Regions from separate parts of the Homo sapiens genome. Here regions 2 and 3 are each linked to region 1. The links are chromatin contacts, found by Hi-C or POLR2A ChIA-PET in ENCODE. All regions are on one chromosome and are shown on one strand. Each heading gives the region's core, a stretch centred on a gene start or an enhancer-like site at or near the end of the contact. The rest is flanking DNA. Distances are from core to core; before and after follow the strand shown. Region 1 holds the start of IDH3G (isocitrate dehydrogenase (NAD(+)) 3 non-catalytic subunit gamma). Region 2 holds the start of SLC10A3 (solute carrier family 10 member 3). Region 3 holds the start of GDI1 (GDP dissociation inhibitor 1).

The links. A loop is a pair of places that touch in the nucleus more often than their neighbours do. ChIA-PET counts read pairs that join two places held with the same protein, here RNA polymerase II (POLR2A). Pooled maps may share reads with other maps.
Region 2: a map with no recorded cell type shows a loop between it and region 1 (21-fold over the local background). The contact joins the promoter of SLC10A3 here to the promoter of IDH3G in region 1. A Hi-C loop is called at or near these places in 1 of 37 single-sample maps with no recorded cell type and 6 of 50 pooled maps. POLR2A ChIA-PET finds 5 or more read pairs at or near these places in 1 of 52 experiments (CD4-positive, alpha-beta T cell).
Region 3: a loop to region 1 is called in a pooled map, with 4 times the contacts of the local background. The contact joins the promoter of GDI1 here to the promoter of IDH3G in region 1. A Hi-C loop is called at or near these places in 5 of 50 pooled maps.

What each region holds. Positions count from the first base shown.
Region 1 is chrX:153,791,984-153,796,907 of GRCh38, forward strand. It overlaps IDH3G (isocitrate dehydrogenase (NAD(+)) 3 non-catalytic subunit gamma), which reads right to left and starts at 2,392. Exons shown (of 13, transcript NM_004135.4): 1 at 2,263-2,392. The coding sequence starts at 2,343. It overlaps SSR4 (signal sequence receptor subunit 4), which reads left to right and starts at 2,685. Exons shown (of 6, transcript NM_006280.3): 1 at 2,685-2,771; 2 at 4,451-4,569. The coding sequence starts at 2,705. RefSeq lists enhancers at 1,755-2,482, 2,382-2,641 and a silencer at 1,942-2,091.
Region 2 is chrX:154,488,660-154,493,583 of GRCh38, forward strand. SLC10A3 (solute carrier family 10 member 3) reads right to left here and starts at 1,970. Exons shown (of 2, transcript NM_019848.5): 1 at 1,648-1,970; 2 at 1-423. The coding sequence starts at 281. RefSeq lists a silencer at 1,693-2,202.
Region 3 is chrX:154,435,229-154,438,403 of GRCh38, forward strand. GDI1 (GDP dissociation inhibitor 1) reads left to right here and starts at 1,926. Exons shown (of 11, transcript NM_001493.3): 1 at 1,926-2,071. The coding sequence starts at 2,027. ATP6AP1 (ATPase H+ transporting accessory protein 1) reads left to right here. Exons shown (of 10, transcript NM_001183.6): 9 at 46-277; 10 at 454-1,288. The coding sequence ends at 663. RefSeq lists an enhancer at 1,458-1,958.

The DNA of each region.
Region 1 (4,924 bases), core at 1,142-3,641:
TTTCTGTCTTCTCTCTAGCGCTTATCAACATCTGAAATCATCTTATTTGGGGGCTCTTGTAAGCACGCAGAAAGCGGCTTCGATGGACCTTCCTCCAGGGAGCTTTCCCTGATGCCCTAAGGCTACTGAGCTGGGACCCTAAGGCCCTACTTACCCCCTTCCCTAGGTTATCACTGCATTGCTCCCTCCTCAACCCCTGAGCCCGAGAGGAGGGGCCAAGTCAGTGTGGTCCAATACTGTCACCCTAGGACCCAGCACAGTACCTGGCCCAGAGCTGGCACATAAGGAACATTTCCTGAGTGAACAAGCACATCAGAAAATGAAAAAAGATCTGGAGACTAGGGAGGCCTCGGTCCAAATCCACCATCCACTCTTCTTGAGATGGCTTCATGGCCTCATCTGAAATTCACAGAACGGAGGTACCTACTTTCCGTGACTGTTGGAAAGATTAGGGGACAGGAGGTGTGTGAGCTGCTCACAGTAGCTAGTGCCACACAGCACGCCTGCCCCTTCACCCCACTGGCCCCTCAGGTCAGAGTTCAAGGCTGGTGTCCCTGGGAGGTCACGGGTGGACCCCTGCAGCTCCCAGCAGTAGTTCCTCCTGGGCTTCAGCTGTGGCAGCAAGCCAATCTCCTGAGAGCATGGACCTCCCTCACAGATGGCAACATCACCACCAGGGCTGAGCTGAACCTCTCTGCCACCCGGTCCCTGTGCCAGGTGTTCCTTTGGGCTTTGGCAAAAGACCCAGAGAGCGCTCCAGATGGACTTCCCTGACCTTACTGTACAGATGCAGGCACCTTCCTTCAGGAGGTCGCAAAGGCTCTGCCTTGTGCCCTGACTTCCCTGTGAAGCCACCAATCAAAGGAGCCAAGTGTGAGGCAGGATGCAATATGTACACGCCTCCCGCTCTCCCATCACCCTTTCATGGTTCCATGGAAAGAAAGAACATCCACACCCCACATCTTATGCCTGCTGAGGCTTCTGTCTTTGGCATATTTCTGTTGGACCATGTGTCAATGGTGGCTGCATGTTTTCCTATGGCGTCCAAATCAGTGGGATTCAAGACCTGGGGTTCCTCTGTAAGGGTTCTCACACCCAGGACGGTCAGTCTCAGGGCAAGGCACTGCCCAGCTACCCACCGTTCACTGTCCCCTACTCCCACCCCAACGCACACACAGGCACACACACAGGGGAGGTCAGGGAGGAGGCACACATGTCTTCACCAAGAGCCTACAGGAGCCCAGTTGCTGGAGCCATCAGAGCCTCTGGAAAGCCACTATATACTGCCGTCCTTTCAGCAGCAAGGTGGGAGAAGTCAGCATCGTCAAGAGAATTTCATTAGGCACAAGCAGTCTCCCCCAGAGGTCAGAAGGAGAAAACATGGCAAGTAGAGATGTCCCTGGGGAGTGGCCGCAAAGTCACGGAGTTCTGGAAGGTCAGAGTTGACAGGATCCTTTGAGAACATGAAGTCTCCTCCCCTCTGGGTTCCAAAGGGGAAACTAGAACCCAGAGAGAGGAGGAAATGGCCTAAGGCCACGCAGTGGCTCAGTGTGGGAGCATGGCCTAGAGGTCAAACCTCTTACCCATCAGGGCCAGGTGCTGGCTGGCAGCTGCTTCAGATGGTTTCCAGCCCACCTAGGACCTAAATTAACCTCTTCTTAAATAAGTGTAAGGAAAGAAGACTCGGACCTGAATACGCAAGACCGCACACGGAGAAGAGCAGAAGCAAAACCCCCGCAGCCTCAGAAACCCTAGCTCCTTCCCATTCCAGGCGCCTCGAGGGGAAGGCATCTGGGGCTCTAAGACTGGGGGACTATGGGGGATGACTGGCAAAGTCCGGTTCTTTGCCACCGGGATAGGTGGCAAAGCGGTCCACGAGAGAGGAAACCGTGGAGAAATTTGAGTCCCGGAACCGGATTCCCGAAGCGGTTTGAGAAAGGCGGGCCGGGATACGTGAGTGACTGCCTCAGAAGGGCTCCTTCAAGGACACTAAGGAGGTGACAGCCGCCGTGGCCCACTCTCCCGGCCCGTCCGGAGGGCCCCCCGCCACCCGATGCAGACCCCCTGGGGGAGCCGGTCCAGGGCCAACTTCGGCCAATCCCCTCAGTGACAGCGGAGGCGGCCAATCAACCCCGGCGCGAAGCCCTTTCCCCGCCCCTGGTGGGGCCCCTAGCCAATCGGACTCCAGACTGCTTCGGGTGCGGCTACCCCACCGCTCCCCTGCGACCGCTGCCGCGGTCCCGTGGCTCTTTCCCTGCTCACCTCCCAGGGACGGCAGAGAAGGGCTGGCCCGAGCACCGCCTTCGCGGCGCTGCCGGCGACGGTCGCTACCTTCAGCGCCATGACGGAAAGTGAGAGCCTCCGCACGTCCCGACACGCAGATACCGCTCTCGCGAGAGTTCGACGGGGTGCGAAGTTTCGGGGACAGGCGCGGACCCGGTACTGCGCACGCGCGCGGTCGCACCGATTCACGCCCCCTTCCGGCGCCTAGAGCACCGCTGCCGCCATGTTGAGGGGGGGACCGCGACCAGCTGGGCCCCTGGCTCAGGGAGGGGCCACGTCAGTGCTGCCAGAGACGTCACAATGCCGGCCCAGCCGTTCGGTGCGCGATTGGCTGCCGCTGCCACTTACGCGTCGCTCTTCCTCGTTTGCCCCTCGTGTTCATGGGAGCTCGTTTTCTTTTCCTCTAGGCAGAGAAGAGGCGATGGCGGCGATGGCATCTCTCGGCGCCCTGGCGCTGCTCCTGCTGTCCAGCCTCTCCCGCTGCTCAGGTAGCGGCCCAGCCGGGGCTTCTTTCTTGCGAGCCTCTGACCCACGGCAGGTGGTGTTGGGGGCAGGAGGGATGCGGGGGTCCGGCCTTTCAGGGTCCGTCGCTGCGGGCCGGGCCTTCCCCCGAGAGGCAGGCGGCCTTGGGACGGGGGGACCAAAGCACCTCGCGCACGTTTACCGGCAGCCAGGCTTTTCCTTGTCTGCCCATACGAAGAGGAGTCCCCGAGCCTCCATGGTGCGCCCGGCCCCCAAGCTGCAGCACGGAACGTGACACATGTCCCGGCTCCCGCTCCCTGCGGGGTCGGACCGGAGCGAAGCTCTGTAGCGCTGAGCGATCGCGGCCAAAAACGGGGCTGGAGGAGCCACATAAGCTAGGAAGGGACCTCAGTGAGGAGAGGGAGCAAGAGCGGGGCGAGTTAGATGGGGAGCCAAAGGTGCGCAGGGCCTTGAGTGCCAGGCCGAAGACTGGCTTTTCCGGAGGGCCCTGCCTTACCCTTACCAGAGTTTTCGGCAGAGCCGACCAGGGGTCCCGTCGATTTGCATTCGTGAGGGGCTGAGGTCTGAACTCCAGAGTGTGTTTAGGAGGTGGCTGCAGCAGCCAGCCCCGGGCCCGGGGGCCAGGACTGGACAGGGGCGGCTTTCTCCACATTCCCTTTTCTGCCGTCCTTCAGGCCAGTAGCCTTGCTGCCTGCAACGTTTTGGCAGCCTAACTGGCCTCCCTTTCCGCACACTCCTCATCTGCCCCTCAGGAATTCCCTGAACTATAGTCAGGGACGTATCCAGAGGACAAGCCTGGCCATAAAACCCTTCGGGGGCTCCCCTGCGCCACAGGAAGCAGGCCCAACTTAGGCAGGACACAGAAGGGCTGGCGGGATCTAGCCCCTGAGAACTGCCTCCACGCTGTTCCTAGGGATCTGCCTCCTGTGGTCCAGACCCAGAGCCTTCTCTGACGTCCTCTGCTGAAGCCATCGTTCTGCCAGGGCACCACATTTGGACAGCGGGTGGCTGAGAACATTCCCACTTTGGGGAGCCTTTGTTTCACACCCTCTGATGTAGGCGGCAGCCTTCCTTTCCTTTGGGCCTCTGGTTATGGAGAAGGCTAAGGCAAGGTCCTTTCTCTCACAGCTAACAAGTTGTGCTTCTGGAACCAGAGTCTCTCCCGTTTACTTCTTCAGGAAACGCTGGGGCCAGTCTTCACCTTCTGTCAACTGGCCGGGGGCAGAGACCCTTTCTCTCATCTTGAAAGCCCCAGTGCATTGCCTGCCTGCAGCCCCCACCCCCGATGTCTCTGCTGAGGATGCCTTCAGTAACTCGTCCAGGCCGTTTGTGGCTCTGAATTGAGGCTGGCGTGGCCCCCGGGCCTCCGTGTCATAGGTCCAAGTGTTGGCATGTATTGTCCAGTGAATCCAGCCCCCACCTGTCCCCAGTTCGCTCTTCCTGCACACCTCCAGAAAGCCGGCCTTGCCCCTCCCCAGCCTTCCTTCACAGCCATCCCGCCTACGTTGCCATTGCATTTGTGACCGAGCACTTGGATCTGTCTCGCATATCCCACCTGGAAGGGGCAGGAAGAGCGCATGGGTCCCCAGCTGATCCGTGCTATGAGGCAGGGCCGGGCCATCCTGCCCTCAGACCGGGATACTCGAGCTGGCCTTACCCAGGCATCTCTCCCTCTTCCCCGCAGCCGAGGCCTGCCTGGAGCCCCAGATCACCCCTTCCTACTACACCACTTCTGACGCTGTCATTTCCACTGAGACCGTCTTCATTGTGGAGATCTCCCTGACATGCAAGAACAGGGTCCAGGTGAGACAGTGGGGTTTCAGACAGGAGGGCGGGTGGGGGGTGCTCCTCACTGCTAGTTGATGGGGGACCTGTGTCGATAGAGGGAGAATCAAGATTCCAACTCTTGGGGTGCCGGAGAGATCAGGGCACGGTGATGCCAGATCCTAGCCAGTGTTGACAGGTCACCTTCCTCACCTGCTTTGTGTGCTGTGCCTACACGAGGTAACCCTGGGCTCACCACCCGCTGTTTCCTGAATGAGTATCTGGACCGGGAGAAAGGGCCAGGAGTCAGCCCACCCCGGTTGCCATTGGCCAGTTTGTCTGTGTGGGTGTTTTGTTTTTGTTTTTGTTTTTTGTTTGTTTTTTTGAGATAGGG
Region 2 (4,924 bases), core at 720-3,219, 700 kb after region 1:
CCTGGGTACTGGCTGGAGATCACGATGATGCCCTCACTGTCCTCAGGAAACTCAAACTCCATCACAGAGCCATCTCCAATGCTCAAGTAGCGGCCCCCAGTCGGTGGCACGGTGTGACCCCCAGCAGTGCTGAGGCTGGTGCTGGCTGTCCCTTGGGCCCCCCATGGCAGGCTGATGAGCAGCAGGGCAGCTCTGAGCATGCTTAAGGGACCTGTGCCACCACCCTCGCCCCCCAGACCAGGCCACTGCTGAGAGCTGCCCTTGTCCTGCATTAACACCATGGCTCTTCCTGGAGGACGGATGGCGTGCCCAGGCCCTCTGCGGCTTAGGAGAACATCCCCACTGGTGCTGTTGGGTTGTCCTGAGAAGGGTTCATGGGTGGGTCCCAGTCCTGTGCTGTCTTCCTTGATGGCAGGGCTGTCCCTGAGGAGGTAAGGGACACAGAGAGGCAGCTGGTGAGGGTCACTTACCCTGGAGGCCTTGGTCCAGCCATGTGTCTTACCTCTGAAGAGGGAGGCAGTCAAGAACCCAGGAGCATGGGGATCTGGAAGCCCACTGCTAAGAGTAAAACTCAGCAGGGACCCTTGCCCCACACTCAGGAATGGAGAGGCAATGCCTAGTGATGGCCCTTGAGTGCCATTCAGCTGTGGCTCCCTGGCCCACTCTACCTGCCCCTACAGTGACTCGATGAAGGTCCTGCTGGGAAGCAGGTCCTCCCTCCCCAGGGAAGTTGCCAGAAGGGGCGGCAGGAGTGGATCAGACAGAGCCACATGTCTACTGGGGGGGTTTCTCCTCCTTTTGTCAGAGCTCCCACTGGGCTGAGACTTTGACCTCCCAGAGCCACTGCGTTACATCTGAGAGGCTGTGCTCAGAGTGCAGGGCTCCTTCCCATGCCCACATGCGCCCCTACCAGAGCCTCAAACTCAGTGGAATTATGAGTGTTTCTAGCGGCCAGCAACACCCCCTTCCACTTCTCAATCTGGGCAGCGACCACCGTAGTGTCACATCACCTGCTAGAACTGGGGCAACCAGGATGGAGACACAACAGCTTTACATCACCCCTGTCAGTTGCCTCATGCACTGTTGTGTCCCAGTCCTAGAAGAGGACTGCCTCTATAGATCCTATCCGTCTTTGGCATTGGCCTCCCGTCATCTGAGACTGGGGTGAGGCAGAAGTAGGGAGCAGAGGTTAGGTTAAGCCAAAGGCTCATCCCGGCGAGCCTCCCCTATCCCTAGCTTAGGATGACATGGCCTCTGCTGGCTTGAAGTTCGGGTCACTTACCCTGGAGGCCTTGGTCCAGCCATGTGTCTTACCTCTGAAGAGGGAGGCAGGAAAACCAGTGGGGTGGGAGAGGCAAAGTACAGGAGCTAAGATGAAGGCACCAGGACTGAAGCCACCGGGGTGATACAAACCAGCTCAGAAGGGAAAGGCTAGGGGCCATCCACCCCATGCCCCATCCCTCCAGTAGGGCTGGCGGCTCTGAGTCACTCCAAGAGGGGTTTGGCCCAGATCCCACACCATTTCTGCTTGAGGGGCCGACAGAGTTTGAGCAGATGCACCCACAAGGCAGGGGAGGGAGTCCCGGCCCTTCCAAAACGGCCAAGTGTTCGGGGTAACTGGCAGTGCTAACAGGGGCTCCTCCCTACCTGGGAGTCCGGAAGTTGTCGGACGGGTGGCTAGCAGAGCTCGGGCGCGAACCTGGGAGGGAGGAAAGGAAGGGCACGCCGCCGTCCCACAGCCGGCGACCCGCTCGGGCCGTCTCGGAGTCTGGGGGGGCCCCTTACGCCATTCCTGGGCCCCGCGGCCCCGCCAGGCCTCGCAAACGCGCGGCGGCGGCGGCGGCCCTTCCCTGCCAGGCCCGGCCGGGCGCCCGAGTGGGCGATCGCGGAGCAGGGTCGGGGCCAGAGGCCGCCTCCCTTCCGGAGGCTCTCACCTGCCACAGCCACCGCGCAGCTTAGCTGCAGCGTCTGCCTGGCCGGCAGTCGCCCGCGAGCTCGGCCTGTCAGGGCCCCGCCCCACCGAAGCCCCTCCCTTCCCCGCCCCGCGCGTCAGGGCCCCGCCCCCCCCTCAGCGTCCAGCTCAACTCCGGCTGCTCGCTGGGCTCCGACCGGTTGTGACGTCTCTGGGAGTGACGCGCCGGCGCGGGCGCGGTGCGGGTGAGCTGGTCGGCGCTTGGCGCTGCCTGGACCAATCGCTTGGCAGCGCATCTGAAGCTGTTGTGATCGCTGGGGCGACCCGCTCTGGGAGGGAGCCCCAGGCATTCCCGATTACGCTGCGACCTCTAAAGGCAATGGGACAGAGGGTTAGACGTTAGCAGGGCTGGGTGCCCGGGGTTAGGGTTTTGGCCACGTTGCCGCTCAAGGTGCCCAGCCCTGGGGCCCCAGGGTTGAGTTTGACCGACCTGGACGCCAGGCTCTGTGCGGAGTTCCTCCTTTCGTTCAAGTATTGACCGAGCGCCTATTTCTATTTTATGTATTTATTTTCTGAGACTGAGTCTTGCTCTGTCACCCAGCCCGGAGTGCAGTGGCGCGATCTCGGCTCACTGCAACCTCCGCCTCCCTGCAACCTCCGCCTCCCGGGTTCAATCCATTCTCCTCTCTAAGCCTCCCGCGTAGCTAAGATTACAGGCGTCCGCCCCCGCGCCCGGCTAATTTTTGTATTTTTAGTAGAGACGGGGTTTCACCATGTTGGCCAGGTAGGTCTCGAACTCCTGACCTCGTGAGCCACCCGCCTCGGCCTCGCAAAGTTCTGGGATTACAGGCGTGAGCCACTGCGCCCGGCGTAGGCCAGTTTCTATACTGTGGAACATTAAGTGGACTTGTCTGCTTTTCCAAACTTTGGCGCCACTAGCAAGGTGCAGAGGCTTTGTGGTAAAGGAAGAGAAAGAAGGCAGAAAGTTGGGGAAAAATATGATGGGAATGTGTAGAAAGAAGGTCGGAAGGCAGTACAGAAGACAGTACAGAGTTGGGGGGGGGGGGATCATATGTTCCCAAAGCTTATTGGTGCAACTGGAATCAATCTGCACACTTCAACCTCTTGTCAAGACTGTGATGGAGTCGGAGGTATTTGCCCCGGGTAGGTGCACAAGACGCATGGTTGCAGATGTGGAAACAGAACAGAACAAAACCACCCACGTCTCTAATGTTTCAAATGAATGATATACATTTGTTTTTATTACTTATTTATTTATTTTTGAGACAGGGTCTCGCTCTGTCGCCTAGGCTGGAGTGCAGTGGCACAAGCTCGGCTGACTGCAACCTCCGCCTCCCGGATTCAAGCGATTCTCCTGCCTCAGCCTCCTGAGTAGCTGGGATTACAGGCGTGCGCCACTACCACCCGGCTAATTTTTATATTTTTTAGTAGAGACAGGGTTTGCCATGTTGGCCAGGCTGGTCTCAAATTCGTGACCTCAAACGATCCACCCGCCTCAGCCTCCCTAAGTGCTGGGATTACAGGTGTGAGCCACCGTGCCCAGCCAAATAATATACTTTTAATAAATTTATTGACATTTAAATTTATTTTAAAACTTTATTTATTTATTTAGAGACAGGGTCTCGCTCTGTTACCCAGGCTGGAATGCAGTAGTGCCATCATAATCACTGCAGCCTCGAACCCCTGGGCTCAAGCGATCTTCCCACCTCAGTATCCCAAGTAGCTGGGACTACAGGAGCATGCCACCATGCCCAGCTTAAAAAGTTTTTTTGGCCGGGTGCGGTGGCTAATGCCTGTAATCCTAGCACTTTGGGAGGCCGAGGCGGGCGGATCACGAGGTCAGGAGATTGAGACCATCCTGGCTAACACGGTGAGACCCCGTCTCTACTAAAAATACAAACAAATTAGCCGGGCGTGGTGGTGGGCGCCTGTAGTCCCAGCTATTTGGGAGGCTGAGGCAGGACAATCTCTTGAACCCCGGGTGGGGGGAGGTTGCAGTGAGCCGAGATCGCGCCACTCTCCTCCAGCCTGGGCAACAGAGTGAGACTCCCATCTCAAAAAAAAAAAAATTGATTTTTGTGTGTGTTTTACAAAGTTCAAGTTAGTATGTGCGTATAATATGAGCAAATATACATATGCTGAGGGTTGTTACAAGGGTTTGATGTGTGGATGATCAAAAACATTTGCAGCCATAGCTCTCAGCCATTGTTTAGCCTCCAGGGATCACTAAGGCAGAAGCGATTTGTGTGTTTGTACTTGGTGTTCTGGAAAGGTTGTTCTGTCCCTTTCAAATGGGGTTGAAGGGTCCTGATGGAAGTAGACAGTATTTAGACTAGGACAGGTGAAAGGGCTGGACTAGGCACATGCTGGGGCTGAAGATTGCAATTTGGAAAACGGCAGTGAGGGTAGGGATTGTCTGAGGATGGGGTAAAATTGGCCAGAGGGAGAAAGGAGTCAGCTGGAAAAGCCAAAGAAGGAAAACCCAAAAAGTTGTGTCCTTCTTGAAGGAAAAGGGAATTTTTGTATTCCACTTGCCTGTGCTGTTGGGCCTGCCTGACACTGTCAGTAAAATTCACCTGGAACTAGCCACTTGGCAGCCACCAATTCTTGTTTTTGCCAGGTGTCAAGGAGAGCAAATGCAGTCAGAAGACTGCTGTCTGTTATTGTCAATCACTTCAGCCTTCCCTGAAAAGCCCAAGTGGGCAGGTGGGATATCTGACATGAAGAATTTGGTGGCTTTGTCTGCAGGAAAAGGGAATAGCAAAATTAAAGGCAAGACAATGTTCCTAGTTGGTTTAGGGAATCAGTAATTTACCCCAGGGTGCGGGTGGCTCACGCCTGTTATCTCAGCACTTTGGGAGACCGAGGCGGGTGGATCACTTGAGCTCAGGAGTTCAAGACCAGCCTGGGCAACATGGCAAAACCCCATCTCTACAAAAAATACAAAAATTAGCCTGGCGTGGTGGCATGCGCCTGTACTCCCAGCTACTC
Region 3 (3,175 bases), core at 676-3,175, 640 kb after region 1:
CCCCAGCCTCCCCAGCTCACCTGACATCCCTGCCACCTTCCCCAGGTTCATTCTGGCCAACCGCCTCTACCCAGTGTCTGCCCGGCACTGGTTTACCATGGAGCGCCTCGAAGTCCACAGCAATGGCTCCGTCGCCTACTTCAATGCTTCCCAGGTCACAGGGCCCAGCATCTACTCCTTCCACTGCGAGTATGTCAGCAGCCTGAGCAAGAAGGGTAGTCTCCTCGTGGCCCGCACGCAGCCCTCTCCCTGGCAGATGATGCTTCAGGACTTCCAGGTATGGAGCGGGCGTGGCCCAGCTTCAGGTGGGGGAGCCCAGGCTAGTGGTTGAGAGACGAAGAGAGGCTTGGGCTTGGGCATGTAGTTGAGAGTCCTGTCCCTGCGCTGCCCCTGTCCCAGTTCTTGCTGGGCCTCCCAACGGTCCTTTCTGACCCGTGTCTGTGTGTCTGCCAGATCCAGGCTTTCAACGTAATGGGGGAGCAGTTCTCCTACGCCAGCGACTGTGCCAGCTTCTTCTCCCCCGGCATCTGGATGGGGCTGCTCACCTCCCTGTTCATGCTCTTCATCTTCACCTATGGCCTGCACATGATCCTCAGCCTCAAGACCATGGATCGCTTTGATGACCACAAGGGCCCCACTATTTCTTTGACCCAGATTGTGTGACCCTGTGCCAGTGGGGGGGTTGAGGGTGGGACGGTGTCCGTGTTGTTGCTTTCCCACCCTGCAGCGCACTGGACTGAAGAGCTTCCCTCTTCCTACTGCAGCATGAACTGCAAGCTCCCCTCAGCCCATCTTGCTCCCTCTTCAGCCCGCTGAGGAGCTTTCTTGGGCTGCCCCCATCTCTCCCAACAAGGTGTACATATTCTGCGTAGATGCTAGACCAACCAGCTTCCCAGGGTTCGTCGCTGTGAGGCGTAAGGGACATGAATTCTAGGGTCTCCTTTCTCCTTATTTATTCTTGTGGCTACATCATCCCTGGCTGTGGATAGTGCTTTTGTGTAGCAAATGCTCCCTCCTTAAGGTTATAGGGCTCCCTGAGTTTGGGAGTGTGGAAGTACTACTTAACTGTCTGTCCTGCTTGGCTGTCGTTATCGTTTTCTGGTGATGTTGTGCTAACAATAAGAAGTACACGGGTTTATTTCTGTGGCCTGAGAAGGAAGGGACCTCCACGACAGGTGGGCTGGGTGCGATCGCCGGCTGTTTGGCATGTTCCCACCGGGAGTGCCGGGCAGGAGCATGGGGTGCTTGGTTGTTTCCTTCCTAATAAAATAAACGCGGGTCGCCATGCGTTGGGCCTCTTGTCGCTCATTTCTGCGCTGGGCTTTAGGCGCGTGCTCGCCGGAGGGATGCGGGAGGATGGAGCCTGGCGAGGGGGAGGCGAAGAGGCATCCGCGGAGACCGGGAGGGGCTTTAGCAAGCTGGGCCCTAACCGCTCAGGGTAGGGAGGGGCGGTCGGGCCGAGTCCCGGTGCGCTTCGGCGTCTCAGGAGGCCGTCGTGACAATGGCAGCCTTCGCGTCGTGAGGGGGCCGCCCCAGGCTGCCGCAGCGGCGCGCGCCCGGCCGCGGGGCCGCGCCGAGACTCCCGGGGGGGTGGGCGGGGGTGGGGAGGTGGGCGGGCGCGCGCGGGGCGGGGCGGGGCGGGGCGCGGCGGGTGGGGCGGGGCGCGCGCGGCTCCCGCGCACGGATTCTTCCTGGGCCGCAGCACCGGCCGCCGGCCCGCCCCGCCCGCCCCGCCCCGCGCCTCTCTAGACTCTCGGCGAGCAGCGTCGCCCGCGGAGCCGCGCTGGTGCTGTGGCCCGGGCCCTGGCAGCCCTCCCGGGAGGCGAGCCGGGGAGGCGGTGGCCCCTGCCGGTTGCGGCGGGGCGCGGGAAGAGGCGGGACTCTTTGACGCGGCGGAGGGGTCGGGCGACGGCCGACGCGCCGCCATCTTTGGTCCAGTGCGGTGGCGGCGGCGGCGGTGGCGGCGGCGACTGCTGCGGTGAAGGAGGAGGAGGAGCCGAGCGGGCGCTGGCACCGAGGCCTGACCATGGACGAGGAATACGATGTGATCGTGCTGGGGACCGGTCTCACCGTAAGTGCGGCCCCGGCGCCCCTGGCCCTGCGTCGTGCCCTCGCCATCCCCCGCGATGATGCGGCCGCCGGCCCATCCTCTGGTCACTGCCATCTTCTGCGCTCCGCTCCCCGAAAAGCCGGCGCCGTGCCCACCCCGCTGCTCCCCCAGCGACGTCGCCTCTGCTCGTTGCCATGACCCCATCTCCCCGAAGAGGCCCCCTTCCTGGCCGCCTCCTGGGCTACCCGGGTCCGACCCCCGGCGCCCTCCCATCTTCCCTACCCCTGCCCGCTGGACCGGAAAACGCACCCCCACTCGGCCCGATGCCCACGACCCCGCCCACCCATCGCCCCCACCCATCACGGCATCCACCCGTCGCCCGCACCCATTGCCCGCCTAGCGTTGCCTCTCAGCGTCCGTTCCCATCTTGCGCTAATCCCGGTGGGGATGAAGTAGAAGGACCTGGGGTCAGGGGGCCTCGCCAGAGTGGGCCCTCAGCCCGCCTCCTCATCGTCTTCTGGGGCCAGGGGATCCAGGGAATGTTCCAGAAGGAACAGCAGTGGGGGCAGTAAGCACATTCCCGCAACCCCACCTCGGTTGCCCATGGAGACCTCAGGCTGGGTAGCATCTGCAGCCTTTGTCCTTGGGCTAGTGACAGTGACTGGTGAGGGTGTTTATCTTCCCCCTTTCCCCGAAAACCCCGTTGGCCTACTCCCCTCAGAGACTCTTCTTCCTCGGTCCAGGCCCAGATGCCCCTCCTCAGCGGCAGGGGCTCCTGCTATTTGAAGAAAGAGCAGTCCAGGGTGGGGCCTACAATTTCAAGGACTGTGCTAAGCCTTTCTTTTCCTCCCTTTCGAGTGTCCTTTGCAGTCCAGCTGGGTCTTCTCTGTGCCTTATTGTGTTTTATCCGCCTTTTTGTGCGGCTCTGCGTAGGTAGATGCCTCTCGGCGTGTTGGTACTGGAAGGCCATCCTGTGTCTGCTGGATGCCCTGCCTCCCTCAAAGCCTCCGTTATTTCACTCTCCGCCTTGTGAGGGGGACGGGACTCCTTTGCCCAGCAAGGTTGCAATGGAGAGTGTGGTCGGATGAAGCCATCACCCCAATTTTAGGCGAGGCAACTAGCCAG